Regions from separate parts of the Homo sapiens genome. Here regions 1 and 2 are each linked to region 3. The links are chromatin contacts, found by Hi-C or POLR2A ChIA-PET in ENCODE. All regions are on one chromosome and are shown on one strand. The core of a region is the stretch at or near the end of the contact, and the rest is flanking DNA. Distances in the headings are between cores, read along the strand shown. Region 1 holds the start of ACSL5 (acyl-CoA synthetase long chain family member 5). Region 2 overlaps VTI1A (vesicle transport through interaction with t-SNAREs 1A). Region 3 overlaps VTI1A (vesicle transport through interaction with t-SNAREs 1A).

Region 1 (3,875 bases), core at 1,376-3,875, 160 kb before region 3:
GCTGCCTTTAAGAACTGTAACACTCACCGCCAGGGTGTGCAGCTTCATTCTTGAAGTCAGTGAGACCAAGAACCCACCAATTCCAGACACACAAAGGCTGAGGAGTGTGGGCACACGGTGTGGGACTGGCAGCCAGCTCCACCTGTGGCCACGGTGCGGGATCGACTGGGTGAAGCCAGCTGGCCTCCTGAGTCTGGTGGGGACTTGGAGAACCTTTATGTCTAGCTAAGGGATTATAAATACACCAATCGGCACTCAGTATTTGGCTCAAGGTTTGGAAACACACCAATCAGCACCCTGTGTCTAGCTCAGGGTTTGTGAATGCACCAATGGACACTCTGTATCTAGCTACTCTGGTGGGGACTTGGAGAACCTTTATGTCTAGCTAAGGGATTGTAAATACACCAATGGGCACTCTGTATCTAGCTCAAGGTTTGTAAACACACCAATCAGCCCCCCGTGTCTAGCTCAGGGTTTGTGAATGCACCAATTGACACTCTGTATCTAGCTACTCTGGTAGGGACTTGGGTAACCTTTATGTCTAGCTAAGGGATTGTAAATACACCAATTGGCACTCTGTGTCTAGCTCAAGGTTTGTAAACCATTCAGCACCCTGGTCTAGCTCAGGGTTTGTGAATGCACCAATCGACACTCTGGATCTAGCTAATCTAGTGGGGACATGGAAAACTTTTGTGTCAACACTCTGTATCTAGCTAATCTAGTGGGGACATGGCGAACTTTTGTGTCTAGCTCAGGGATTGTAAACACACCAATCAGCACCCTGTCAAAACGGACCAATCAGCTCTCTGTAAAACAGACCAATCGGCTCTCTGTAAAATGGACCAATCAGTAGGATGTGGGTGGGGCCAGATAAAAGAATAAAAGCAGGCTGTCCGAGCCCGGAGTGGCAACCACCTGGGGTTCTTTTCACACTGTGGAAGGTTTGTTCTTTAGCTCTTTGCAATAAATCTTGCTACTGCTCACTCTTTGGGTCTACGCTGCTTTTATGAGCTGTAATGCTCACTGCAAAGGTCTGTAGCTTTACTCCTGAGCCAGCAAGACCACAAACCCACCAGAAGGAAGAAACTCTGAACACATCTGAACATCAGAAGGAACAAACTCTAGACACACCGCCTTTAAGAACTGTAACACTCACTGCGAGGGTCCGCGGCTTCATTCTGGTAGCTAAACATACACAGATCAATGGGGCAGCATAGGGGCCAAGGCACTGCAGGGGTTCTCATGACTCTGAGTCAGGTGCTGTCTTGACCGACTGGTTGTGTGATTCCAGAAGCCTTCTTTCACCTGAAAAGGCCTCACTGGCCTCACCTATACAGTAAGTTTGCACATCATCTCCAGGGTTTCTTTCATTTCTACCCACTGTTTTTGTTTAGTAATGATGCCTTGCAGTCCTAATGATCTTGGAATCAAGAATGGTGACTAGAGAACTTCAAAGTGGAAAGAGAGGCTGGGCATGGTGGCTCATGCCTATAATCCCAGCACTTCGGGAGGCCGAGGCAGGCAGATCACTTGAAGTCAGGAGTTCGAGACCAGCCTGGCCAACATGGTGAAACCCTGTCTCTGCTAAAAATACAAAAAAAAAAAAAAAAATTAGCCAGGCATTGTGGTGCATGCCTGTAATCCCAGCCACTCCAGAGGCTGAGGCAGGAGAATTGCTTGAACTCAGGAAGTGGAGGTTGCGGTGAGACTCCGTCTCAAAAAAAAAAAAAAAAAAAAAAAAGGAGAGAGTAGGATGGCTGAGCCATGACGCAGTAGCAATGCTTCTTTTTTTTTTTTTTTTTTTGAGACAGAGTCTCGCTGTGTCGCCCAGGCTGGAGTGCAGTGGCGCGATCTTGGCTCACTGCAAGCTCCACCTCCCGGGTTCACACCATTCTCCTGCCTCAGCCTCCCAAGTAGCTGGGACTACAGGGGCCCACCACCACGCCCGGCTAATTTTTTGTGTATTCAGTAGAGACGGGGTTTCACCGTGTTAGCCAGGAAGCAATGCTTCCTATTCTAGCGCCTTGCTAAACTATGTGTGCTGCAGACTGTGTTCGTGATTCCGAATCCTAAAAACAACCGTCCTAGGCTTGTCTCTCAGCCTAGACTCTAGACTGATTTGGCTCATTTGGTTGTCTTGGAGACGTTCTAATTCTGAAGGGGGCAGTGGTCCCTTCTAGAAGATAGCTGGTCTGCAAATGCACACCTCTGCTTAGTCTGAATCCTAAAGTTATAGCTTGAGCCAATTAAAGTGGCTTCTCATTTTTCTCTCACTCTGATCTCAAGGAGCCCTTTTTCTTCTAGTAATCTAGACCTTCCTCTTCCTATCACAGTCTCAAGGATTGTGCCCCCAAAGCAGATGCAAAGCCCTGTCTACCCCTTCTCCTTCCCCTGAGGTAGAGCTTTATCGAAGGTTTCTCTTGGTAAACGTTAGCTTTCTGAACTAAGGGCCGTCTTTTTTTTTTTTCCCGCTTAAGCCCATTGCATAACAATCTCTTGTTTTAATCTTTTGCCCAACACTGCTTTTCTTACTGTCAGAGGTTACTACAAGTGTTTGAACAGGTAACTTCTACCTTTGAACTTCTGTTGTGACAGATTCAAAGGTTCCAGGGGAGTGTGTTGGCCACTCTCAGGACAGTACACAGTAGCTTCGGGTGTGTCCCAGTCAGTCCTAGGAGCTGTGGAAAGAGTAGAAGTGCCTGAATGTGGTGCTGAATCAATACAGCCAGCTGTGAGGGGAGCACTTCCTGGACCCAGGAAGGGAGAGTCTTCTTCCAAGGTAAGCTGCAATGATACTACCTGCACTATATTGAATATATCTGTGAGATAGTAGGGAGGGGATTGGTGTGGGGAAAGAAAGTGGGATTTGTTATGCTCAACCTAAGGCTCTTTAATAACATGAAATTACATTTAGTTGAATAGTAATCTCAGCTGACTTGTGTGGGAGGCAAAGAAAAAAATCAGTTGGAAAAGGGGTGGAGATATATGAGCTATCCAAATGCTAGCAGGGGATGGAATTGGAAGGGAACACTGATTTTGGTAAGTGTACTAAAGCACACCAAGCCAGAATGTGGGTCTCCTTCATCTTCCATTAAGAAATTTCTGTCTCAGTGTAGTTAGAAGGATCGTGCGTCAGCTGCTGAGGGCAGAGAGTCCCATTTGGCAGACAGAGAGGAAGGGAATCAGCAGATATTCGATTAGGTGCTGGGGACTGTTCTGGGTAGATTATGTATGTTACTTCATTGGTGTATCTCATCCTATAAAGCAGGTGGTATCCTTCCCATTTCACAGAGGCATAGTGCGTCTCCAGGCTGTTAAACAGCATGGCCTAAGCTACATAGCTCCAAGGTGGTGTGGCTAGAATTTGAGACTTGATTGGTCAGTTTCCACAGCCTGCCCAATAATGCAGAATTGTTGTGGGTTGCCAAAGCTTTCAGTTACCCCCTGAAATCCTGAGGGTGTCACTCATGTGCACAGAGGATTGATAGGAATACAACTCTGATGGGCCTTTAGAATGACTCAACCTTCCTGAACTTGAGCATTTTTACTGGAGGAGGTCAATAAAAAAAAAAGAAATAAAACCTCATCTTCCCCTGGCCCTGAGCCCTTTGGTGAAGGAAGACAGCACCCGGTGAAGGGCTCAGAGGTATTAGTGTGGCTGAGATTCGACACCCACTCTGCCATCCTCTGCTCTCCTCTAGAGGAAGTTGCCTCTTGGGGAGCTGAGTTCCTGAAACTAAGCAAATGACAAGTGCTCCTCCAGCCGTGAGATGAGCCAGAGGATGGAATGCCACAGGCCCCACTTCGTCTCCCAGCCCTTCATCTTTCTTCCATGTCCAAAGGCGGCTCCCCAGAGGCCAAGGGCTCAGCTCTTG
Region 2 (4,263 bases), core at 1,091-3,590, 210 kb after region 3:
GTAGATTATTAGTGGTCACAGAGCACTGGAGAGGGGAAATTAAGAGTGACTATTAATGGGCCAGGCACGGTGGCTCACGCCTGTAGTCCCAGCACTTTGGGAAGCTGAGGCAGTCAGATCACTTGAGGTCAGGAGTTCAAGACCAGCCTGGCCAACATGGTGGAACCCCGTCCTACTAAAAATAGAAAAATTATCTGAGCATGGTGGCACGCGCCTGTAATCCCAGCTACTCAGGAGGCTGAGGCAGGAGTATCACTTGAGCCCAGGAGGCAGAGGTTTGCAGTGAGCCAGGATCACACTACTTTACTCCAGCCTGTCTCAAAAACTAAAAAACAAAAGAGTGACTGTTAACGGATATTGGGGTTTCTTTTGCAGTGATGAAAGTCTTCTAAAATTGATATTGATGATGATTGTACAACTCAGTGAACACACTAAAAATTCTTAAATTTTACCCTTTAAATGGGTGAATTGCATGGTATGTGAATCATACCTCAATAAAACTGTTTACAAATGAAGATGAATGAAGATATTTTCAGATAAAAAAATTTTTAAGGTATTTGAAGGTGAGTTTTTAAAAATTATACTTAAAATTAGGATATCTTCAAAAATCAACATATCTGAACTTTTTTACCAGCGTAGAAAAAAGGGGGAAATGCTTTTCAATTTAATAGCTTATATCTTTTTTTTCTTTCCTGGAATGAAAGATCTGTTACTTGTTCAACAGTGTCAATGCTTTCTATCTCTGGTTGGAATCTGCAGCAGTCAGTTGGCACCCAGCCATCAAATACCTAGATTTACCTTTGTGCAATAAAAGTCCCTTTAGCAATGCATATTGAGATATATCATTTTGAACCTATTTTAAATTCTGTAGCAAGCAAGTAAAAAAAATAAATAAATCATGAAACATCAGGCAAGTCAAAGGAAACAAAGAAACGAATAGGAAATCCTCTCTAGATTCCGTTCCCACTTTACTTTCTGTAGTTTGATCTAAAGAAAAATGTGGAATTTCCTGCAGAGTGATTAATAGGCTAATGTGGTGACTGACAGGCACTCTGAGCTTGACCTGGCAGGTAAAGGCTAACTGGCACGTTAAGTTGATTACACAATTTCCTCTAAATAAGTTGACAAGTGGTTTGCACAGTTGCCTTGACTTTTGCCCTTATAAATGCACACTTATAAATGAATTGCTTTTTCAACTAAAGCAATCCTTATTTTAGATGTGACATGTGTTAAGTAAACAGCTTGATACAGAACCCCAGCATCCTAGCCTTCCTAGCCAGGTCAGATTATCAGAGTTGCTAGGAAATAAGAGTTTTGAGCCTGAAACTCAGCTTTGAGATGTGGTTGTATCCCTAGGGCATAAGAAACCCAAAACTATTTTTCTTCCCTCTAGTATTGTGAAGCAGATTATTAGATTTGAGAAGATGTGTTCCACAAATGTCTCGAAAGAGTCCAGGAGTGGAGGCTGCTAAATGGTTTGCTTAATTCTAATGCTTTATACAGATCTCCTTTCAGGATGTCAAGTTTGTAGGAAAATGCAGCCTTTGGTTGGTATTTCTTTAAAAATATGACAGAGAAAAGATTTCTAGTTGGCATCTCTGTTCTATGATCATTTTCACAAGAAGAAAATGTCCATTTATACTTCAGAGAATATGGTTTATTGAGATATTTTGTTTTACAGATGTACTACTTCCTTCCATTTAAGGGGAGAGTTACAAAAAGCTATGATAAATGAACAGGAAATACAGTTTGAGATAATAAATCAAAATGCTCTTAAGGAAAATAACTATTTATTTGTAGATTTATAAGCCAGGCACCTTTATTGAACCTGATATATCCTGATTTGATAAGCAAGAGGAGATTTGCTAATGTTGTTGATTTAGCTGGGACCTATTCTCGTGTGTGTGTGTGTGTGTGTGTGTGTGTGTGTGTGTGTGTGTGTCTTCCTGAATGAATTAAACATTTGGAAAATGAATTGATTTTTATTTGTATATACAAAGATAATACCATTTACGCTTTCCAGGTCTAGAATATGACAAGCCTTGAGTTCGTCTGGAAAATAGAACATTATTAGGACTCAGAGGTTAAACGTACCATCCCATCAAAGTCTGTGAATGCTCCCCTGCAACAATGAGCAGACCCATTATAAATCGTCTTCATTCATGTTAACTCTTACAAAAGATGAAACTCGTCAGGCTTACAATGTTTACTACTTTCCAGAGATGACTCATGCAGTAATCTTTTTATTTATTTCATTATTTCACTCCATCATCTGGAGGTACTCGTAACAAAAGGATTGCCTTCCACTTTGTGGCTGGGGCTGGCTGTGTACTTGGTAAGGACCGGGCTAGTCCCTCCTGCAGTGTGGTTTCTCCTTGCAAGTCGTCAATATCCAGTAACCATTAACTATGAACAACATCCTCCACTCATTTCACTTCCGCCCCAGCTGGCCAGCGCCCTTTAGACATATTCATGAGCCAGGGGGGAGATATTTCATGCCCAACCCTCTCTGCCTTTGGAAGGTTGGAGTCTCCTGAGGTTTGGATTTAAACTCCACATGGCAAACCCAAGTTTCAGGAACCTCCCACCCCAGTGGAATAGTCAAGAGAAGTTTCTGCTGTGTCTCCTTTTTGCCTCTCCAGAGAGAACACTCTTAAAAAGAAAAAAATTATTTCGGTTATATACATTTTCAATCAAATATTTTAGAAATAAAAAATATAGGACATAATATAATGAACACCTTTCTTCCTGGTATAAGCTTTAGAGTTAATATTTTACAAATACAGTGAAGCCCCTGTTCAACCTCAAGTTTCCTTATAAGACCAAGTCTGCAGCACCTTGAAGAAATCCACATCAAATACTGGGACCCTCCCTGTGAAAGGAAACAGGGATGATATACTCAGGGAGGAAGAATGGACTTTTTCTTTGTCGGTTTGTGTTTTTAATATTCCAGATATTTGAACCATAAGAAATTGCCAGTATTCACTTGTTTTCTACTTACGGAAATGTCAATTTTATGTGGGTCAGCCTCATAGCAGGGAGACAAATGTCCCTTGCACATTACAGAAAAAAACTAAATCAAGCTCACATCTCCTCTTGTATAAGCTATTAGCTTAGCCTCAGAATTAGCTTCCCTGCCTTAATTCTCAACCCCCTCCAATTCAGCGTCCACTCTCTTGCCACAACCATACAGATAAACCTGATAAAAGTTCTGGCTAGAAATTTAAAAATATTTCCTTGCAGAAATATCAGTGATTGGTTATGGTGTTCTACCCCCAGATTCTGCCGGAAGTGATATGGAACATATGGCATATGCTTACATGCTTACATTTTCTTCTTCTTCCTTTTTTTTTTTTTTTTTTTGAGACAGAGTCTGTCGCCCAGGCTGGCACAACCATGGCTCACTGTAGCCTTGGCCTCTCAGGCTCAAGCGATCTTCCCACCTCAGCCTCCCAAGTAGCTGGGACTACACGCACATGTCACCATGCATGACTTATTTTTAAATTTTTTGTGGAAACAAGGTCTTGCTGCGTTGCCAGGGCTGGTCTCAAACTCCTGGGTTTAAGCAATCCTCCCACCTCCGCCTCCCAAAGTGCTGGGATTACAGGCATGAGCCAAGGCGCCTGGCCTACTATTGCACTTTCGATGTTGTCCCTTAGCTGTGCATCGACATCCCTCCCTGTCGGAGCTCTTACTAGAAGCCAGCTACATTGCAGATCCAGCACGTTCAGCATCTTGTCTCATTTCATCCTCACAGCAAACTGAGATATCCAGGGGTAGAACAGGTTTTGTGGGACCTGAAGCATTTACAGTTTGGGGTACTCCCTGAAAGAAACATTAAACTCAGTAAGTTATGAAAGTTAATGATTGTCTAGGTCAAGAAAAGAAAGTACAATACATTTTTTAAAGCAGGCAAATACTACAGGCACCATAAAATGCAGGAAAAAAGTAGTTTTATTAATTAACTGATTGACACATATGTAATACTTTTTTTCCCTATGTTTTTTGGCTGCATAATCCCTGGCCATTTCTTCACCTAATAATTATTTTATGACTTTTTGTGGAGAGAGTAGGAAGAGGGTTAACTTCTTCCTCTAGCATGGTTGATCAAAACTTGTTTTTTTTTTAATGATTGAAAGTTTTATAAAAGCTTCTTTGGCTCTGTGGTTCAGTATTAGTAATGTCGTGGAAGTTTTTAAGATTGTTGTCAAATGAACATATCTCTCACTTTTTGTCTATATATGAGCTGTAGGATTTGGATTT
Region 3 (3,993 bases), core at 378-2,877:
TTGGCTCTATACTAATCTTTGTAGCTCAGTAGCTAGGAAGAGTTTTTTTCTAGGTAGGGCTGCTTATAATTTATATAAGAAAAGGTCTTCTGCCTACAAATAAGTTTACTTCTAAGTTATTTGCTAATAAATTGATTTTCAGAACTTCTTATCCATGGAATACTAACTATATAAATGGATAAAACTTGGAGATAAACAAAATGAGATAAAAATAGCAATATTCATTTAATTGCAATTGGGATATACCTGTCAGTTTAAAAATATAGATCAAAATAGGAAAATAAGGAATTAATAGCAATGATTATATAGGTAAAATACTGGCTAGGTATTTTCAATGTAACATACACATCCTCCTTATAGTTGCTTCTTTGTGAAGATTCGATAATATGAATACAATAGCTATTATTTCTCATTCTGATAATTTATGATGCAGTTTTTTTAGGCATCTGAAACCTGACTGTAATACATATAATTATAGTCTGCCAATTAACTATAAAGTATGTTAATTTACTCTTAGGTACATAAACATTTCTGCCATGATTAGAAATGTTAAAAATTCAGAAATTAAGAATTTTTCAAAAGCATTTTTAATGTCCCTCATACAATACCCTTTGCATTTAATTCCAAATTAAATGCTTTGTATACATTCATTTCTGATTCATATTCATTTCATTCAATCAAATATAGCTAATGCTGATTTACAAAGAAGGGGCAAGAAAATTACCTACTTTGTACATTTGAGTACTTTTGGGCTATCAGCTTTCCAAGGATTACTGTCTTAAGCATTATCATTCTATTCTTTGAAAATACCGTATTTACCATTCCATGTGGCAACATTTTATTTCTTTGAAAGAGTTGAGTTCTTGAATGTAGTGATGTTGTATTTAGAGTGGAAACATTAATAGTTCATAACTTGATTGCATTTCATGAGAACCATTCTCATAAAAGGAAAAACACAACTTATAGAATAAAATCATAAAGCCTTTCATAGTGAAGTGTGATAATGGGGCAAATAAACTGTTCCAAGCTTTGATTTTGAACCCTAATACTCTCTCAGTTTCTATATGCAGAATTATATTGATCAGTGACTTTTAATAAATCCTAAATAGAAGATTCAAAATATAAAGAGTAGACTATTTCCAAATGTGGGGAAAGTTTTGTGGCAAAGCAATATTTAGCAGATAATGATTGCTTAATTTCTTAATACAAGGTTCTCTTAAGTTCTGATTTGGGCTTGCTGTGCATAAAGTGTGTCAAACTTCAGCTACAGACCAGGGGGTGAAGTCGGTCAATTTAATTCCCCAAGATCTAAAGAAGGTCGGTATCATTTCATATAGCCCTGGCAGAGCAGATCATTACCAGGCACAAATCTGTTCGTTACGTGCTGAGGGTTTATAGCAAAATAAATAGACTGTCATCATAAGTTCAGAAAATTGTGTGTTCGACCCACGATAATGTGTAAAGGGCGTTTAATAGAGTTCAGCATTTATTCGTTATCTGTATGCGAACAGAGACAGCAGTCGCGTTATCAGCTTTAAAAAAAATTCGGTAGTTCTGGGGTCACGTGACACACCTCACACACACACACACACACACACACACACACACACACACACGTGCGCACGTGCGCGCGCGCGCATGAACCCTCACATGCTCTGCAGTGCAGTTTTGATTTTAGTCACAGCAGAAGGCTTAACCACAAGAGATTCCACTGGTTCAAACCAGCGTAAACCAGATTTTTTCAGCCCACAAAGGAACAGATTACCTCTTGTATCAAATTCTGCATTGGGGGAAAAAAAATCTTTGTTTCAGAAAAGATGTTGATTATCATAACTCAACATGGTGGCATTGCACACTCTCATGTTGCCTATGATGGAGCTAGTAACTCGAGAAAATACGAAATCACGACTTACAGTCCAGTCTACGCATTGTTAATTTTCAGAAATAGGCCATCTTTTGTTTACTTGAATGAATAACTCCCGGCCTAAGCAAAGAAAAAAAAAAAAAAGAAAAAAGATAAAGATGAAAAACCCTCCCATTACCTAGCTTGGCTACAAATCCGATGTAGAGCTTGAATGCAGCCATGCAGCACAAACAAGATAGAACGTTTTTTGTTTGGAACCTATTGAAAAAACAAATGGGTAGCATTTTTAAACACTCATTGATTATGGCAGGGTGGCATGCCCCAAATGGTCTCTATTGCTGAAGAGTAGTTTTAAACTTTGGCCCTTTAAGTATCATAGTCAACCAAAGAATAGTGCCCCCAGAAAGAAAAGATCGCTGGCCGATCAATTCCCAGATCGTCTCTTTCTGAGAATTAATGTTTGCCTTTTTCTCCCATGATGTTGGGATAGCAAAGAGAAAGATTCCGATATATGATAGGCCAGGTATTTTAGCTTAAAATTTTGCTTCTTCTGGGGAAGAATTATAACTTTTCATGTGAAATGAAAAGATGATTTACTTGTATGTAACTGGATGGTTGCTGAGTGTGTTAATTAAAAATAAAGAAAGCTTCTTATTTTGAAACGATGATAATAAAGGTTTCATTTTCACTGAATGTACTGTGAGACATTACATGATAACTTATGTACCCTTTTTATAAAGATTCTTAACAGTTTTTAAAATCTTATTCTTTGGTACTCAAAATACTTTTCATATAACAAATGAAATAACAGAATAAGCTGGAATGCATACTGCCTTCCTTGAATTCGGGACAAAAACAGCGTTAAGCATTGAGATATCCGGGCTATAGTAAACATGATACTTACAGAGACTTATAGTGAACAATTCAGGCACATTTCTCCCAAAGCAATAGTTTAATTTATTGACCTGCATATGTCAAGTGTTATAACAGATGTTACAGATATTTGGATGTTTAAAAATTATCAGTCGTAGACCTGAATTGCTGAGGATGCAAATTTCAGACCTAGAATGTGGTTTAGTCTGTTACAACATAGGTTTCAGTTTCTAGTCATTGCAGAAACTGTGGTCGTCATCTCACTTATACAGTGATATTTGTAGTTTAGAATAATGTCAAACACACACACACCCACACGTACACACAATGAGCCAGATATATGGTTATATATTTTAGTTCCTAAAGAGTTAAACAGCTTGTTTTATCTGTTATATTTAAGGTAAATAGAAAAATGTTCTAAATAAGAGAATTAAAATGTTATCATAGGATAATTTACTAAGAAGTAAGGAGTGATTTTTTATTTGACTTTAGTGAAAACAAAACTGCAATATAAATGAAGTAAGAGCTCATTGCCAGTTTACAATATGAAGAAAATTGAAAACTGAAGAAATCATTCAAAAATTAAAATGAAAACATGCCACATGATTGTGGTAGCCTCTTAAGCAAAATAAAAATGTAGAAATTGACTCTTACATACACAGAAGTTCATATGATCGTGAATTTTTGATACTATGATCTAAATAAGTATTATCTCTCCTGGCATACTTTATTTTCTATTAAAATAACATTACTTCCAAATGCAGTCTTATTACTAGAGTGGGTACAAGTATAACATTAACTAACATAATAGTTTGTTGTTTTAAATACTTACTGGAACCAAAGCATGAGCTATTAATCATTTTCATTTGTAGGTAAAATCTGAAATCAGTTGTCAAGATTCCAAATAGGGAAACATCCTGAAAACTTGTATATACAAAACCTCTTCAATGGTACATTCTTAGAAGAGAGGAACAGTAAACTTGTTTTCTTTCTTTATAATATAGACTTCTATGAAGTCGTTCCCCTTTATTTCATGATGGTGTCTTAGATGTACTTTAAAAGAGAATTTCACACTATTCTCTTTGTTTAATGTGACAGTGTGAGAAAGTGATCTTTATTCGTTCAAAAAACTCTGCATGTAGTCTATGTTTAGGTTCTTTTAATGTGTTTGTCTGTGATTTTTAAATGCTAAACATGTAAACAGATAAATTGTCAATGTTAATTCTGTATCCTGTCAGACAACTGATCTTTCTTTC

The links. Hi-C counts contacts between places; a loop is a spot of excess contacts on that map. ChIA-PET counts read pairs that join two places held with the same protein, here RNA polymerase II (POLR2A). Pooled maps may share reads with other maps.
Region 1: a pooled map shows a loop between it and region 3 (5-fold over the local background). The contact joins the promoter of ACSL5 here to the enhancer-like site in region 3. A Hi-C loop is called at or near these places in 1 of 168 maps with a recorded cell type or tissue (naive thymus-derived CD4-positive, alpha-beta T cell), 4 of 37 single-sample maps with no recorded cell type and 14 of 50 pooled maps.
Region 2: a loop to region 3 is called in a map with no recorded cell type, with 6 times the contacts of the local background. The contact joins two enhancer-like sites. A Hi-C loop is called at or near these places in 2 of 37 single-sample maps with no recorded cell type and 5 of 50 pooled maps. POLR2A ChIA-PET finds 5 or more read pairs at or near these places in 1 of 52 experiments (H1).

The regions. Positions count from the first base shown.
Region 1 is chr10:112,371,491-112,375,365 of GRCh38, forward strand. It overlaps ACSL5 (acyl-CoA synthetase long chain family member 5), which reads left to right and starts at 2,626. Exons shown (of 21, transcript NM_203379.2): 1 at 2,626-2,779.
Region 2 is chr10:112,741,116-112,745,378 of GRCh38, forward strand. All of the region lies in intron 7 of VTI1A (vesicle transport through interaction with t-SNAREs 1A), which reads left to right. Among named protein-coding and RNA genes, the nearest start is that of MIR4295, 110 kb to the left of the region's middle. Within about 2 kb of position 2,341, at least 10 of the 41 ENCODE cell types and tissues checked have a DNase peak (open chromatin) inside an H3K27ac peak, as active enhancers do.
Region 3 is chr10:112,529,489-112,533,481 of GRCh38, forward strand. The region is part of intron 4 of VTI1A (vesicle transport through interaction with t-SNAREs 1A); the gene reads left to right. Among named protein-coding and RNA genes, the nearest start is that of VTI1A, 84 kb to the left of the region's middle. RefSeq lists an enhancer at 1,768-1,817. Within about 2 kb of position 1,628, at least 2 of the 41 ENCODE cell types and tissues checked have a DNase peak (open chromatin) inside an H3K27ac peak, as active enhancers do.